Regions from separate parts of the Homo sapiens genome. Here region 1 is linked to region 2. Evidence: read pairs that join two places in POLR2A ChIA-PET (ENCODE). Cell type or tissue: B cell. All regions are shown on one strand. Each heading gives the region's core, and the rest is flanking DNA. Links, peaks and the distances in the headings are about the cores only. Region 1 holds the start of GNA15 (G protein subunit alpha 15). Region 2 overlaps NCLN (nicalin).

Evidence for each region. Peaks named below come from ENCODE experiments on the same cell type or tissue, not always from the same donor. Only the 100,000 strongest peaks of a DNase experiment are listed, where the experiment ranks them.
Region 1: POLR2A ChIA-PET joins it to region 2 with 9 read pairs; 8 of 35 experiments call an interaction of 5 or more read pairs at or near these places.

Annotation. Positions count from the first base shown.
Region 1 is chr19:3,126,266-3,136,273 of GRCh38, forward strand. It overlaps GNA15 (G protein subunit alpha 15), which reads left to right and starts at 9,768. Exons shown (of 7, transcript NM_002068.4): 1 at 9,768-10,008. LOC124904615 (a long non-coding RNA gene) reads right to left here and starts at 366. Exons shown (of 3, transcript XR_007067092.1): 1 at 1-366. It also overlaps the pseudogene RPL35P10. In B cell, for the core only: no CTCF peak of the experiment used is centred there; a DNase peak (open chromatin) is centred at 3,046.
Region 2 is chr19:3,196,713-3,200,712 of GRCh38, forward strand. It overlaps NCLN (nicalin), which reads left to right. Exons shown (of 15, transcript NM_020170.4): 5 at 2,105-2,185. Among named protein-coding and RNA genes, the nearest start is that of NCLN, 13 kb to the left of the region's middle. In B cell, for the core only: no CTCF peak of the experiment used is centred there; no DNase peak of the experiment used is centred there.

The DNA of each region.
Region 1 (10,008 bases), core at 570-4,569, 70 kb before region 2:
GTGGGTGAGTCAGCTAAGGGGCGTTGAGTGCTGGGGGGAGCTGGGCCCGGCATGGATATCGCAGGTGCATATAGTGCCCCCAGTGGCCAGCAGGAGTCGCCCCAGACAGCTCCTTGCCTGCCCCTAGCCCCCTGCCCATCCTAAAAGGAAAACCGAGGCACAGAGGGTGAGCGTCTTGCCTGAGGCAGCTTGCCCTGACGGCTGGCCAGTCCTTCCTAGGTCCTGACAACAGCCCTAGCCTGTTCAGCTGGGCAGGCAGCTCCAGCACCCCCCGCAGAATCCATAGGACCCGGAGCAAAATGAAAACACAGGGTCCCTGTTTAAAAATTCCGAGGAGGCCGGGTGCAGTGGCTCATGCCTGTTATTCCAGCACTTTGGGAGGCCGAGGCGGGCGGATCGTTTGAGGTCTGGAGTTCAAGACCAGCCTGGCCTACATAGCGAAACCTCGTCTCTACTTAAAATTCAAAAAATTAGCCGGGTGTGGTGGCGCATGCCTGTAGTCCCAGCTACTTGGGAGGCTGAGGCACAATGATCGTTTGAACCTGGGAGGCAAAGGTAGCAGTGAGCCGAGATGATGCCACTGCACTCTAGCCTGGGCGAAGAAGTGAGACTCCTCAAGATAAATAAATAAACAAATAGGCCAGGTGCAGTGGCTCATACCCATCTCTACTAAAAATACAAAAATTAGTCGGGCGTGGTGGCTCACGCCTCTAATCCCAGCATTTTGGGAGGCTGAGGTGGGTGGATCACTTGAGGTCAGGAGTTCGAGACCAGCCTGGTCAACAAGGTGAAACTCCGTCTCTACCAAAAATACAAAAATTAGCTGGGTGTGGTGGCGGGCGCCTGTAGTCCCAGCTACTCAGGAGGTTGAGGCAGGAGAATCGCTTGAACCCGGGAGGCAGAGGTTTCAGTGAGCCAAGATCGTGTCATTGCACTCCAGCCTGGGTGACAGAGTGAAACTTTCTCTAAAAAAAAAGGTGGCTGGGAGTGGTGGCTCACGCCTGTAATCCCAGCACTTTGGGAAGCCGAGGCGGGCGGATCACGAGGTCAGGAGATTGAGACCATCCTGACTAACACTATGAAACCCGGTCTCTGCTAAAAATACAAAAAATTAGCCGGGTGTGGTGGCGGGTGCCTGTAGTCCCAGCTACTTGGGAGGCTGAGGCAGGAGAATGGCATGGACCGGGGAGGCAGAGCTTGCAGTGAGCCAAGATCGCACCACTGCACTCCAGCCTGGGCAACAGGGTGAGACTCTGTGTCAAAAAAAAAAAAAAAAAGCAAAATCTTAGAGTTATTGGAAGTGTAAATTGGTGCATGCACTTTGGCAAAAGATAGTTAATATCTAGGAAATACTTTATAACCCAGCAATTCTACCATTGGGTATTTACCTACAGAAAGCCACACATATAATCACAAAAGACATGTACCAAATGCCCATAGCTGCCCTATTCATTACAGCCCCAAACTAAAATTTAACCAAATGCCCATCAACAGTAGAATGGATGAATAGATTGTAGTTTATTTATCCAGAGGAATAGTCTATGACAATCAGGATTAATGAACCACAACCATGTACACAATATGAGTTAATCACACAAACATCACGTGGAATGATAGAAGCCAGATGTACCTGAACTCATTTTATGTAATTCTGTGTGCATAAAGTTCAAAACTGGCAAAAATTCACCATGATTTTGAGGATTTTTTTTTTTTTTTTTTTTTTGAGATGGAGTCTTGCTCTGTTGCTCAGGCTGGAGTGCAATGGTGCAATCTCGGCTTACTGCAACCTCTGCCTCCCAGGTTCAAGTGATTCTCCTGTCTCAGCCTCCTGAGTAGCTGGAATTACAGGCACCTGCCACCACATCTGGCTAATTTTTGTATTTTAGTAGTGACAGGGTTTCTCCATGTTGTCCAGGCTGGTCTTGAACTCCTGACCTCAGGTGATCCACCTGCCTCAGCTTCCCAAATTTTTGGGATTACAGCTGTGAGCCACTGCGCCTGGCCTGAAAGGTCTAATATTTTAAGCTTCTACTCCCAAGAAATTAGAAAGAGAAGAGCAAACTAAACACAAACTAAAGAGAAAATAATAGAATAGAAATCAATGGAATAAAAAATAGAAAAACAGTATAGAAAAATCAATAAAGCCATAAGCTGGTTCTTTGAAAAAAATTAATGAAATTGATAAACCTTTAGTCTAGATTCACCCTCCAGAGAGAAAAAGAAATTACCAGCAACAGGCACAAAGGAGGGGATATCATTACTCACCCTAAAGAAATTTAAAGGATAATAAGGGAATACTACAAATAAGTGTATGCACATAAATTTGACAACTTAAAGGAAATGGACCAATTTCTCGAGAGACACAAGCTACCAAAACTCACTCAGGAAGAAACAGAAAACCTGAACAGTCCTATACGTATTAAAGAAACAGAATTTGAAGTTAAAGTCTTCTAAAGAATAAAACATTTGGGAGGCTAAGGCGGGTGGATCACGAGGTCAGGAGATCAAGACCATTCCGGCTAACGCGGTGAAACCTCGTCTCTACTAAAAATACGAAAAAATTAGCTGGGCATGGTGGTGGGTGCCTGTAGTCCCAGCTATTTGGGAGGTTGATATAGGAGAATGGCGTGAACCCGGGAGGCAGAGCTTGCAGTGAGCCAAGATCATGCCACTGCACTCCAGCCTGGGTGACAGAGCGAGACTCTGTCTCAAACAACAACAACAATAAAAAATGAAAAATAAAATAAAACTTTAGGCCCAGATGGTTTTAGTGGTGAATCCTATCAAACATTTAAAGAAAAAATAACATCAAATTCTTCACAATCTGTTTCAGAAAATAGAAGAGGATGGAATACTTCCCAACTCATTTTAAGAGGCCAGTATTATCCTGATACCAAAATTAAAGACAGTACAGGGAAATTACAGATCAGTATACTCAAAAACATAGATACTAAAATCCTTAACAAAATATTAGCAAGTGAAATAATGAAATCCAGTGATATACAGAAAGAAAACCACCTCACCACCAGGTGGCATTTATCCCAGGAATACAAGACAAGCTCAACATTGGAAAATCAGTCAATATAACTTGCCATATTAACAGACGAAAGAAAAACTACATGATCATATCAATAGATAAAGAAAATACATTTGATACAATTCAACTTTCATTCATGATAAAAATTCTAAGCAAATTAGGAGTAGAAAGGAACTTCCTCAACCTGATAAAGGGCATCTGTAACAAACCACAGCTAAACAACAACAACAAAAATACTATTGGCCAGGTGTGGTGTCTCATGCCTGTAATCCCAGCACTTTGGGAGGCTGAGGTGGGTGGATCACCTGAGGTCAAGAGTTCAAGACCAGCCTGGCCAACATGGTGAAACCCCCGTCTCTACTAAAACTACAAAAATTAGCTGGGCGTGGTGGCACATGCCTGTAATTCCAGCTACTCGGGAGGCTGAGGCAGGAGAATCACTTGAACATGGAAGGGGGAGGTTGCAATGAGCCAAGATCACGCCATTACACTCTAGCCTGGGCAACAAGAGCAAAACGCTGTCTCAAAAAAAAAAAAAAAGAAAAGAAAAGAAAAAAAAGAAAAAAATATGTACACAAATGTATATAGCAGCTCTGTTCATGATCACCTCAAACTGGAAGCAACCAAATGCCCCTCACGGTTGGATAAAGGGGAATGCATCCACACAGGGAAATACCACTGGACCATCCAAAGCAACGAACTTCTGATACACTCGGCAACACAGAGGAATCGCAAATGCTAACTGAAAGAAGCCAGTCTCAAAAGCTACTTTCTGGACCAGGTGCGGTGGCTCACGCCTGTAATCCCAACGTTTTGAGAGGCTGAGCTGGGAGGCCAGGAGCTCCTGAGCAGCCTAGGCAACACAGAGAAACCCATCTCTACAAAAATAAAAAAATTAGGGCCGGGCGCGGTGGCATCCGCCTGTAATCCCAGCATTTTGGGAGGCTGAGATAGGTGGATCACTTGAGGCCAGGAGTTCAAGACCAGCCTGGCCAACAGGGCGGAAACTTTGTCTCTACTAAAAATACAAAAATTAGGCGGGCACGGCGGCTCGCACCTGTAATCCCAGCTACTCGGGAGGCTGAGGCAGAAGAATTGCTTGAACCTGGGAGGTAGAGCTTGCAGTGAGCTGAGATCGTGCCACTGCACTCTAACCTGGGCGACAGAGTGAGACTCTGTCTCAAAAAAAAAAAAAAAAAAAAACATTAGATGGTGGTGGTGCGCAGTACTCGGAAGGCTAAGGTGGGAAGATCGCTTGAACCCAGGAGGTCAAGGCTGCAGTAAGCCATGATTGCACCACTGCACTCCAGCCTAGGCGAGAGAGAAGGGCCTTGTCTCAAAAAATAAAATAAAAAACATAGCAACAGCTATTTCCCTCGGAGCGAGCGGGGGCGGCGGCCTGTGCAGCAACGGCCAGGATCAAGGCCCAAGACCTTCTCGGGAAGAAGGAGGAGGAGCTGCTGAAACAGCTGGACGACCTAAAGGTGGAGCTGTCCCAGCTGCGCGTCGCCAAAGTGACGGGCGGCGCGGCCTCCAAGCTCCCTAAGATCCGGGCGCGGTGGCTCACGCCTGTAATCCCAGCACTCTAGGGAGGCCGAGGCGGGCGGATCACGAGGTCAGGAGATCGATACCATCCTGGCTAACACAGCGAAACCCCGTCTCTACTAAAAATACAAAAAAATTAGCCGGGCGTGGTGGCGGGCGGCTGTAATCCCAGCTACTCACTCGGGAGGCTGAGGCAGGAGGATGGGGTGAACCCGGGAGGCGGAGCTTGCAGAGAGCCGAGATCTCGCCATTGCGCTTCTGCCTGGGCGACAGAGGGAGACTCTGTCTCAAAAAAAAAAAAAAAAAAAAAAAAAAAAAAAGATCCGAGTCGTCCGCAAATCCATTGCCCGTGTTCTCACGGTTATTAACCAGACTCAGAAAGAAAACCTCGGGAAATTCTACAAGGGCAAGAAGTACAAGCACCTGCACCTGCGGCCTAAGAAGACACGCGCCGTGCGCCGCCCGCTCAGCAAGCACGAGGAGAACCTGACGATCAAGAAGCAGCAGCAGAGCGAGCAGCTGTCCCCAGTGCGGAAGTGCGCGGTCAAGGCCCGAGTGGCGCGTTGTCAATAAAGCACAGCTGGCTGAGAAAAAAAAAAACAAAAAAAAAAACACCAAAACAAACAAACAAACAAAAAACACAGCCACAAAGAGCCAATCCACGGTCAGGAGGGAGTTGTTCCGGTGATGGAACTACATTCTGTATCCTGTTTATAGCAGTAATTTACACGAATCTCTACAGCTGTTAAAACTCATAGAAACCAGGCCGGGCGCGGTGGCTCACGCCTGTAATCCCAGCACTTTGGGAGGCCGAGGCGGGCGGATCACGACGTCAGGAGATCGAGACCAGTCTGGACAACATGGTGAAACCCCGTCTCTACTAAAATACAAAAAAAATTAGCCCGGCGTGGTGGTGGGCACCTGTAGTCCCAGCTATTCGGGAGGCTGAGGCAGCAGAATGGCGTGAACCCGGGAGGCTCAGCTTGCAGTGAGCCGAGATCGTGCCACTGCACTCCAGCCTGGGTGACAGAGACAGACTCCGTCTCAATAAATAAATAAATAAATAAATAAATAAATAAACTCATAGAACCATACACCAAAGAAAGTAAATACAATGCTACATAAATTTAGACAATTAAAAACAAGATCTTTTTTTGGGGGGGACAGACCCTTGCTCTGTCAACCCAGGCTGGAGTGCAGTGGGTCAATCATAGCTCACTGCAGCCTCAACCTCTCTGGCCTAAGCAATCCTCCCACCTTAGCCTCTGGAGTACCTGGGACCACAGGCATGAGCCACCACCCCCGGCTAATTTATTTTATTTTATTTTTTAGAAATGGGGTCTCACTGGGAAGGTGGAGGTTGCAGTGAGCTGAGACCGAGCCATTGCACTCCAGCCTGGGCAACAATAACAAAACACCGTCTCAAAAAAAAAAAAAAAAAAAAAAAAGAAAGAAAGAAAGAAAAAAGAAAAAAAGAGATAGAGTCTCACTATGTTGCCCAGGCTGGTCTTGAACTCCTGGGGTCAAGCAATCCTCCCACTTCAGCCTCCCAAAGTGCTGAGATTATAGGCATGAGCCAACATGCCCAGCTGAAATAGATCTTATTAGCAAAAAATACCCCCCAAACCCGGAAATAAATATTAATACCACAGAAGTCAGAATGATAGTTACTGCTGGGAAGGTAGAGATTACTATGAGGAAAACACTAGGGGTCTTTGTGGGGCTAAGGTCTTTTTTTTTTTTTTTTTGAGACAGAGTCTTGCTTGTCACCCAGGCTGGAGTGCAGTGGCACGATCTCAGCTCACTGCAACCTCCACCTCCCAGGCTCAAGCAATACTCCTCCCCCGGCCTCCCGAGTAGCTGGGATTACAGGTGTGCACCATCACACCTGGCTAACTTTTCTATTTTTAGTAGAGACGGGGTTTCACCATGTTGTCCAGGCTGGTCTTGAACTCCTGACCTCAGGTGATCTGCCCACCTTGGCCTCCCAAAGTGCTGGGATGACAGGCGTGAGACACCGCGCCCGGCCTGAAAATGTCCTTAGTCTTGGCCTCAGTGGATTCTGTGGATACCGGCTTCACAACAATTTATTAGGTAATACATTCAGGTTTTATGTGTTTTCTGAAAGAAATATTTTCTACACACACAAGCTCACCCTGGTGTTCCCAGCTGAGCTAATAATACACGACAAATGCTCAGCATGTGGCAAGGAAGTAGCTCAGCCCGTTTAGGGAACCGCAAGGGAGGTTTGTTCAGCAGCTGGAGAAGTGGGCAGAGCCTGGGCCCTGGATCCAGGGAGCCGGCTCATTAATTCTGAAGCCAGCGGGAGCCACAGAGGGTCTGCCACCCTGGTCCAGGCTGTGAAGATGGCGGGTGCTGGTATCCTGTCCAAAAATGCCGCAGGGAGATGCTAGGAGAGTGGCCCCCTGGGCTCACCCTGTGGGGCCTGTGGCTCAGCCTCGTCTCCCAGTTTTGCTGGTCATTTCTGTTTCAACCATCCTGGAAGATCTGCACGGCCATGACCTATTTCTGCGTTTCTTTGCCTGTCCTGGGTGGGACTGCCCCTCGTTGCTGCTATCCGGTTGGGGGCGGGAAGGTGGGTGGCTGGGTGGGCAGATGGCACCTGCCAGCCCCAGTGACCAGATGGGGGCCCCTATCGTACTTCCCATCTGTCATTCGTTATGAATCAACAGTGGAGAAAACCACACGTTTGTGCTGAGCTGGTGAAGCTGCGTCAACGGCTGTCACCGAGCCCTGGTGTCTGGGAGGAGGTGGGGACGGTGGCTGCCAATGGCTGTGTGGCCCTGGGCACGTAATTCGCCCTCTCTGTGCCTTGCCCTATCTGTAAAGGGACCAGAGGCCCCCGAAGTACAAGAATTACGTGTATCTCTTGGGGAGGAGAGTTTTGATCCAGAACTTTCTAGAATTTTCTACAGCCTGTCAATGGGGGTGGGGAATCTTCACCCAAACACTCTGGCTCTGAGTACCTAGGAAGCAGCAACGTTTCTACCAAGCTGCCAGCCACCAGCCCACCCCTAGGGCCCTGAAGTCCCAGAGGGATCAGGTCAGGGCGGCCTCATGGCACTCATTGGGAAGATCTCCTTGACCAGTGAGGTCCACTCCCAAAGTCCCTCTTACACCCGATCTGCCTGTCTGACTTCTGATCCTGAATATCACTTGTCTGTGCGACCTTTGTTGATCCATTTAGAGCAATGACCTTGAACCTTCCCCAACAACATCTCTGCTTAATTTTTCTGGCAGAATTTTTCACCATCCAACGGGCTCAGGTGTATTAAAAAATATATATATTTTACACGTGTGTGTATATATATACACACATATATATTTTTATGTATAATATACATATATGTATATTAAAATGTATACTTTTATGTGTGTATATATGTATGTGTATATATGTATGTGTGTCTATATATTGTGTATATATATGTATGTGTATATATGTATGTGTATATACATATATGTATGTGTGTCTATATATTGTGTATATATATGTATGTGTATATATATGTATGTGTGTGTGTGTATATATATACATAGAGAGAGAGGGAGAGTTTTGTTTTGTTTGTTTCTGGAGACAGGGTTTCACTATGTTGCCCAGGCTGGAGAGCAGTGTTATGATCTCGGCTCACTGCAGCCTCCATCTTCGGGGTTCAAGTGATTCCCTTGCCTCAGCCTCCCAAGTAGCTGGGACTACTGGTGCGTGCCAACATGCCCAACTAATTTTTGTATTAGTAGAGATGGAGTTTCTCCATGTTGGCCAGGCTGGTCTCAAACTCCTGACTTCAAGTGATCCTCCTGCCTCGGCCTCCCAAAGTACTTTGATTACAGATGTGAGCTCCCGCACTCACCTGGCCAAATTTTTTATTCTTTTATTTTTTATTTTTTTTGAGATGGAGTCTCACTTCGTCGCCAGGCTGGAGTGCAGTGGCACGATCTCAGCTCACTGCCACCTCTGCCTCCCGGGTTCAAGCGATTCTCTTGCCTCAGCCTCCCAAGTAGGTGGGACTACAGGCGTGCACCACCACGCCCGGCTAATTTTTGTATTTTTAGTAGAGACGGGGTTTCGCCGTGTTGGCCAGGCTGGTCTCGATTTCTTGACTTTGTGATCTGCCCGCCTTGGCCTCCCAAAGTATAGGGATTACATGCGTGAGCCACCAGGCCCAGCCTAAAATTTATTTTATTATCTGTTCTTTAACTAGAACCTTAGGTAAGGAGGTCTGGGATCTGTGTCTCTTGGCTACCGTGCCTGGCACACAGTTGGCGCTCCATGAATGCACGCACAATGAAGGGATGGCCCTGCCTGGAATCTGCCTGGTAGGCGTCTAGACTCTGGGGCCCCGCAGGTGAGGGATAGGCTCCCGGCTCTGCCTTGTGCCAGCCCCACCGGTCACTCCCCTGCTCTATGCCTCAACCTCCTCATCAGTCAAACAGGGATGACAGTAGTAACTATACAGGGTGATGTGAGTGTAAAACCAGCTAATGTGAGCCAAAACCCGGCTAATTTTTGTATCTTTAGTAGAGACAGGGTTTCGCCATGTTGGCCAGGCTGGTTTCGAACTCCTGACCTCAGGCAAGCTGCCCACCTCTGCAGGGTGGATCACCTGAGGTCAGGGCAGAGTCGCTGGAAACAGTCCATGACACCTGGCCTGAGCTGTTTCTTAAAAATATATCAGAAGGGCCGAGCGTGGTGGTTTATGCCTGCAATCCCAGCACTTTGGGAGGCCGAGGCGGGTGGATCACCTGAGGTCAGGAGTTTGAGACCAGCCTGGCCAACGTGGTGGAACCCTTTCTCTACTAAAAATCCAAAGTTAGCCCGGCGTGGTGGTGGATGCCTGTAATCCCAGCTACTCGAGAGGCTGAGGCAGGAGAATTGCTTGAACCTGGGAGGCAGATGTTGCAGAGTCAAGATCCTGCCACTGCACTCCAGCCTGGGCAATAAGAGTGAAACTCTGTCTCAAAAAAAAAAAAAAAAATATATATATATATATATATATATATATATATATATATATATATATATACACATATATATATATACACACACATATATATATGATATATATATAATGTATCAGCAGTAGCACGGGTCTGACGGTTCCTGATTGGCTCCGAGGAGGGGGACAGCTCCGGGTGAAGCCTGAGGAGAATCCGCCCCTTCTCCAGAAGGAGGAAGAAGGGCCCTGCTGGTCACACAGGACCCAGTCTGCGGTGGGGGTTTTCCCGCCACCGCCCCGCCCTCCCTGGGGCCCCCACCTCACCCTCTCCTGGCACCCTTCACCGTCAACCTGTCGGGCCGGGTCTGAGCAGGTCTGGAGGTGGGCGGGGAGCCCTGGCCTCCCCACCTCCTCCCGTCCCCACCCTGTTCCCAGCACTCAAGCCTTGCCACCGCCGAGCCGGGCTTC
Region 2 (4,000 bases), core at 1-4,000:
CAAGAGAGGGTGGGGAGCTGCCGGTGCGGAAGTAGCCTCTCGGATCATCAGGGCAGATCCAGAGGGTGAAGCCTGTGTCGCTGCTGCTGCAGCACTGGCAGGGGCCTTAAAACCCGAGGAAGCACCCACCGACTCCTCTAGCATTTCCCTGCGGGACGGCGCCGGTGAGGGGTGCAGATGAGTCCACACAGATGAGGGGTTGCCTCACTGTCGGGGGAGCCCTGAACAAGACGTGCTTGCTGTTTTGGGGACCCAGGCCTTGTTGGGGGGTGCCCGAGTGGAAAAGCAGCGGCTTAGGCCGGGGTGGGGAAAGTGTCCTGGAGGCCCCGGCTCCCCATAGACAGGCCTTGGCGGAGGAGCCCTGGGGTTTGTCGATGGCGGCTGTTCTGTTTGTTCCTGTTGGATTGTACTGTGGGCCCGGGAGGCGCGTCCTATTCCCAGCGCCAGTTAGTGTGCAGTGAGACCCGGTAGCCTGGCCTGCGTCACTCCACAGTGGCACAGGCGCTGGGCTCCGCATCCCATGGGGCCATGTCGATTCCCTTTCCCCTGGCTGTGCCCTTTCTCCTGTGAGCAGAGCCCTCTTGGCAGCTGGGCTTTGAGTTCAGCCGTTGAAGGATCTCCAAGTGGAAAAGCATGTTGCAAAAACAGCAAGTAGACTCCCACAGCCAGACGGGGAGTCCCCAGGCCACAGCCGGCCCTCTACCTGCTTTTGTAAATAAAGTTTTTGCTTGTTTGTTTTTGTTTTTTGAGACAGAGTCTCTCTCTGTCACCCAGGCTGGAGTGCAGTGGCGCGATCTCTGCTAACTGCAACCTCCGCCTCCCAGGTTCAGGCGATTGTCTTGCCTCGGCCTCCCGAGTAGCTGGGATTACTGTCATGTGCCACCACGCCCAGCTAATCTTTTGTAATTCTTTTTTTTTTTTTTTTGAGATGGAGTTTCGCTCCTGTTGCCTAGGCTGGAGTGCAATGGTGCGATCTCAGCTCACTGCAACCTCCGCCTCCTAGGTTCAAGCGATTCTCCTGCCTCAGCCTCCTAAGTAGCTGGGATTACAGGTGCCCGCCACCACGGCCAGCTAATTTTTGTATTTTTGGTAGAGACGGGGTTTCACCATGCTGGCCAGGCTGGTCTGGAACTCCTGACCTCAGGTGATCTACCCGCCTTGGCCTCCCAAAGTGCTGGGATTACAGGCGTGAGCCACCGTGCCGGGCTGTGTAAATAAAGTTTTATGGCACACAGCCATGCTGATGCATGTGCAAGCCGTCCATGGCAGTTTCTTAGTTGTAACAGACACCATCTGGTCCCCAAGGCTGAAAATATCCCCTCTGGCCCTTTATGAAAGTCTGCTGGCCCCCGGGCTAGAGCAGAATCCGACTTTGGTGGGGTAAGAGGCAGGGAGGGGTGCACACAGACCCTGAAGGAACCCGAATGCCTGGCTGAGGGGCTCAGCCCCGTTCCCACAAACAGTTATCCTCCTGAGGGGCTCAGCCCCGTTCCTATAAAAACTTAACCTCCTGGCCGGGCGCGGTGGCTCACACCTGTAATCCCAGCACTTTGGGAGGCCGAGGTGGGCGGATCATGAGATCAGGAGATCAAGACCATCCTGGCTAACATGATGAAACCCCGTCTCTACTAAAAAGTACAAAAAATTAGCCGGATGTGGTGGCGGGTGCCTGTAGTCCCAACTACTCTGGAGGCCGAGGCAGGAGAATGGCGTGAACCCGGGAGGTGGAGCTTGCAGTGAGCCGAGATCGTACCACTGCACTCCAGCCTGGGCGACAGAGTGAGATTCCGTCTCAAAAAAAAAAAAAAAAACACAAACAAAAAAAAAAAACTTATTCTCCTGCTCTCCCCGATTTTTAAAGATTTCGACCTGAGGGCCAGAGCAGGAGTGGGTCCCTGTTCCCGGCTCTACCTCCTCCCTGGAGGAGCTCCCTGGGGCTCCCAGAGTCAGAGGCTGGCACCTCCTGTGGTCCTCAGTGCTGAGGCCGATGCTGGCACCCAGCGGACGGGCCCCACGTGGCCCAGAGGGGAGGGGTCTCCAAGCCCCACACACGGGTCACCTGCCCCAGGAACAGCCAGGCCATTCCCCTGCTCTCTATCCACAGGGGCGGCTGACGGGGCTGGGCGGAGAGGACCTTCCCACCATCGTCATCGTGGCCCACTACGACGCCTTTGGAGTGGCCCCCGTACGTATGTGTGTCCCCATTCCCCCCACCCCACAGGGCTTGGATTCTGGCTCCAGTCCAGTGCCGAGGCAAAGCGCCTGTAGGGGATGGCGGCCAGGGTCAGCGGCTCTCCCTGTGACGGCCTTTGCCCGTCATCCTGGTCCCCGCGAGGGCCTCAGGGTGGGTGTCGTGGGGCTGAAACAGGCCCGGCTCTTGCCCCGGGGTCGCAGGTTCCAGGGCACGGCGGTGTCTGTGTCAGAGGCTGAGCCCAGGGAGTCTGAGTCAGGGTTCCCCGGGCCAGCGCTGGGTGCCGTGGCTCCACACGAGGCCTCCTCGAGGCTGTGGTTTGTCCCAGCGAGCGGTCATGGAGCACGTAGCAGAGTCCGCGAAGGGAAAGGCGCGTGCGGTGAGTTGGGGAGGCCAGTCCTGGCTTCCAGGCCCTCTCCCTGTGTGTCACGTGGAACACGCCTCATTGTCAGCAGTGAGCTGGGACGACAGCCCAAAGCACTGTCACCAGCGAGACTTCCAGAGACCCAGCGCCCGGTTCCTATGGGAGCTGGTTCTACAGCCCCTGCTGCCTGGCCCATGCCGGGATTCCAGACTCCGGAGGGAAGCAGGGCCCGTGTGTAAACCATGGTGTTTGCAGGAACAGCTTTGGACCCAGAGCCTGTCCTGTCAGCGAGGGTCGGGGGCCCTGCTGCAGGTTCCTGGTCTCAGGCCTGCGGCACAAGCTTGGTTCTGCTCAGCGTGGGTTGAGCGGGAGTGGGGTGGGGGGGCATGTACCACGGTGTCAACCAGCACCCTGCCTCCTCCTTTTTTTTTTTTTTTTTTTTTTTTTTTAATTGAGACAGTCTTGCTCTGTCCCCCAGGCTGGAGTGCAGTGGCACAATCTCGGCTCACTGCAACCTCTGCCTCCTGGGTTTAAGCGATTCTCCTGCCTCAGTCTCCCGAGTAGCTGGGACCACAGGCACCCGCCACCACACCTGGCTAATTTTTTTTATTTTTAGTAGAGACGGGGTTTCACCACGTTAGCCAGGATGGTCTCGATCTCCTGACCTCATGATTTGCCCTCCTCAGCCTCCCAAAGTGCTCGGATTACAGGCCTGAGCCACCGCACCCAGTCCTGCCTCCTTTGAACACAAATCAGCTGAACCAGGCAGAGTGCGGAGGGTCTGGGCAGATCTGCTGCCTGGCTGAGTGCCCGACCCCTTGGAGGGCCAGGCCCCCAGCCTTGAGAATGCCTGGTCCCGCTGGGCCCACACAAACTCAAGCTGCTCAGAGCAATGCCTCTTGAACTCCTGACCTCAGGCAATCCACCCGCCTCGGCCTCCTAACCTGCTGGGATTACAGGCATGAGCCACCGCGCCCACTGCCTTTCTCTGTCCTCATTGTCCCCTATGAAGCTTTTTTTGTTTTAAATTTATTTTATTTATGTATTTTTTTTTTTTTTTTTGAGACGGAGTCTCGCTCTGTCACCAGGCTGGAGTGTAGTGGCGAGATCTGGGCTCACTGCAACCTTCGCCTCCCGGGTTCAAGCGATTTTCCTGCCTCAACCTCCGGAGTAGCTGGGACTACAGGCGCGTGCCACCACACCTGGCTCATTTTTTGTATTTTTAGTAGAGATAGGGTTTCACCATGTTGGCCAGGATGGTCTTGAACTCCAGACCTTGTAATCTGCCCATCTTGGCCTCCCAAAGTGCTGGGATTACAGGCGTGAGCCACCGAGCCCAGGCAAATTTATTTTTTGAGATAATGATAGAACATAAAGTTCACCATTTTAGAGCGTACGAGTGGGTTTTAGTACATCCAAAGTTGTACGGTCTCCACCTCTAATTC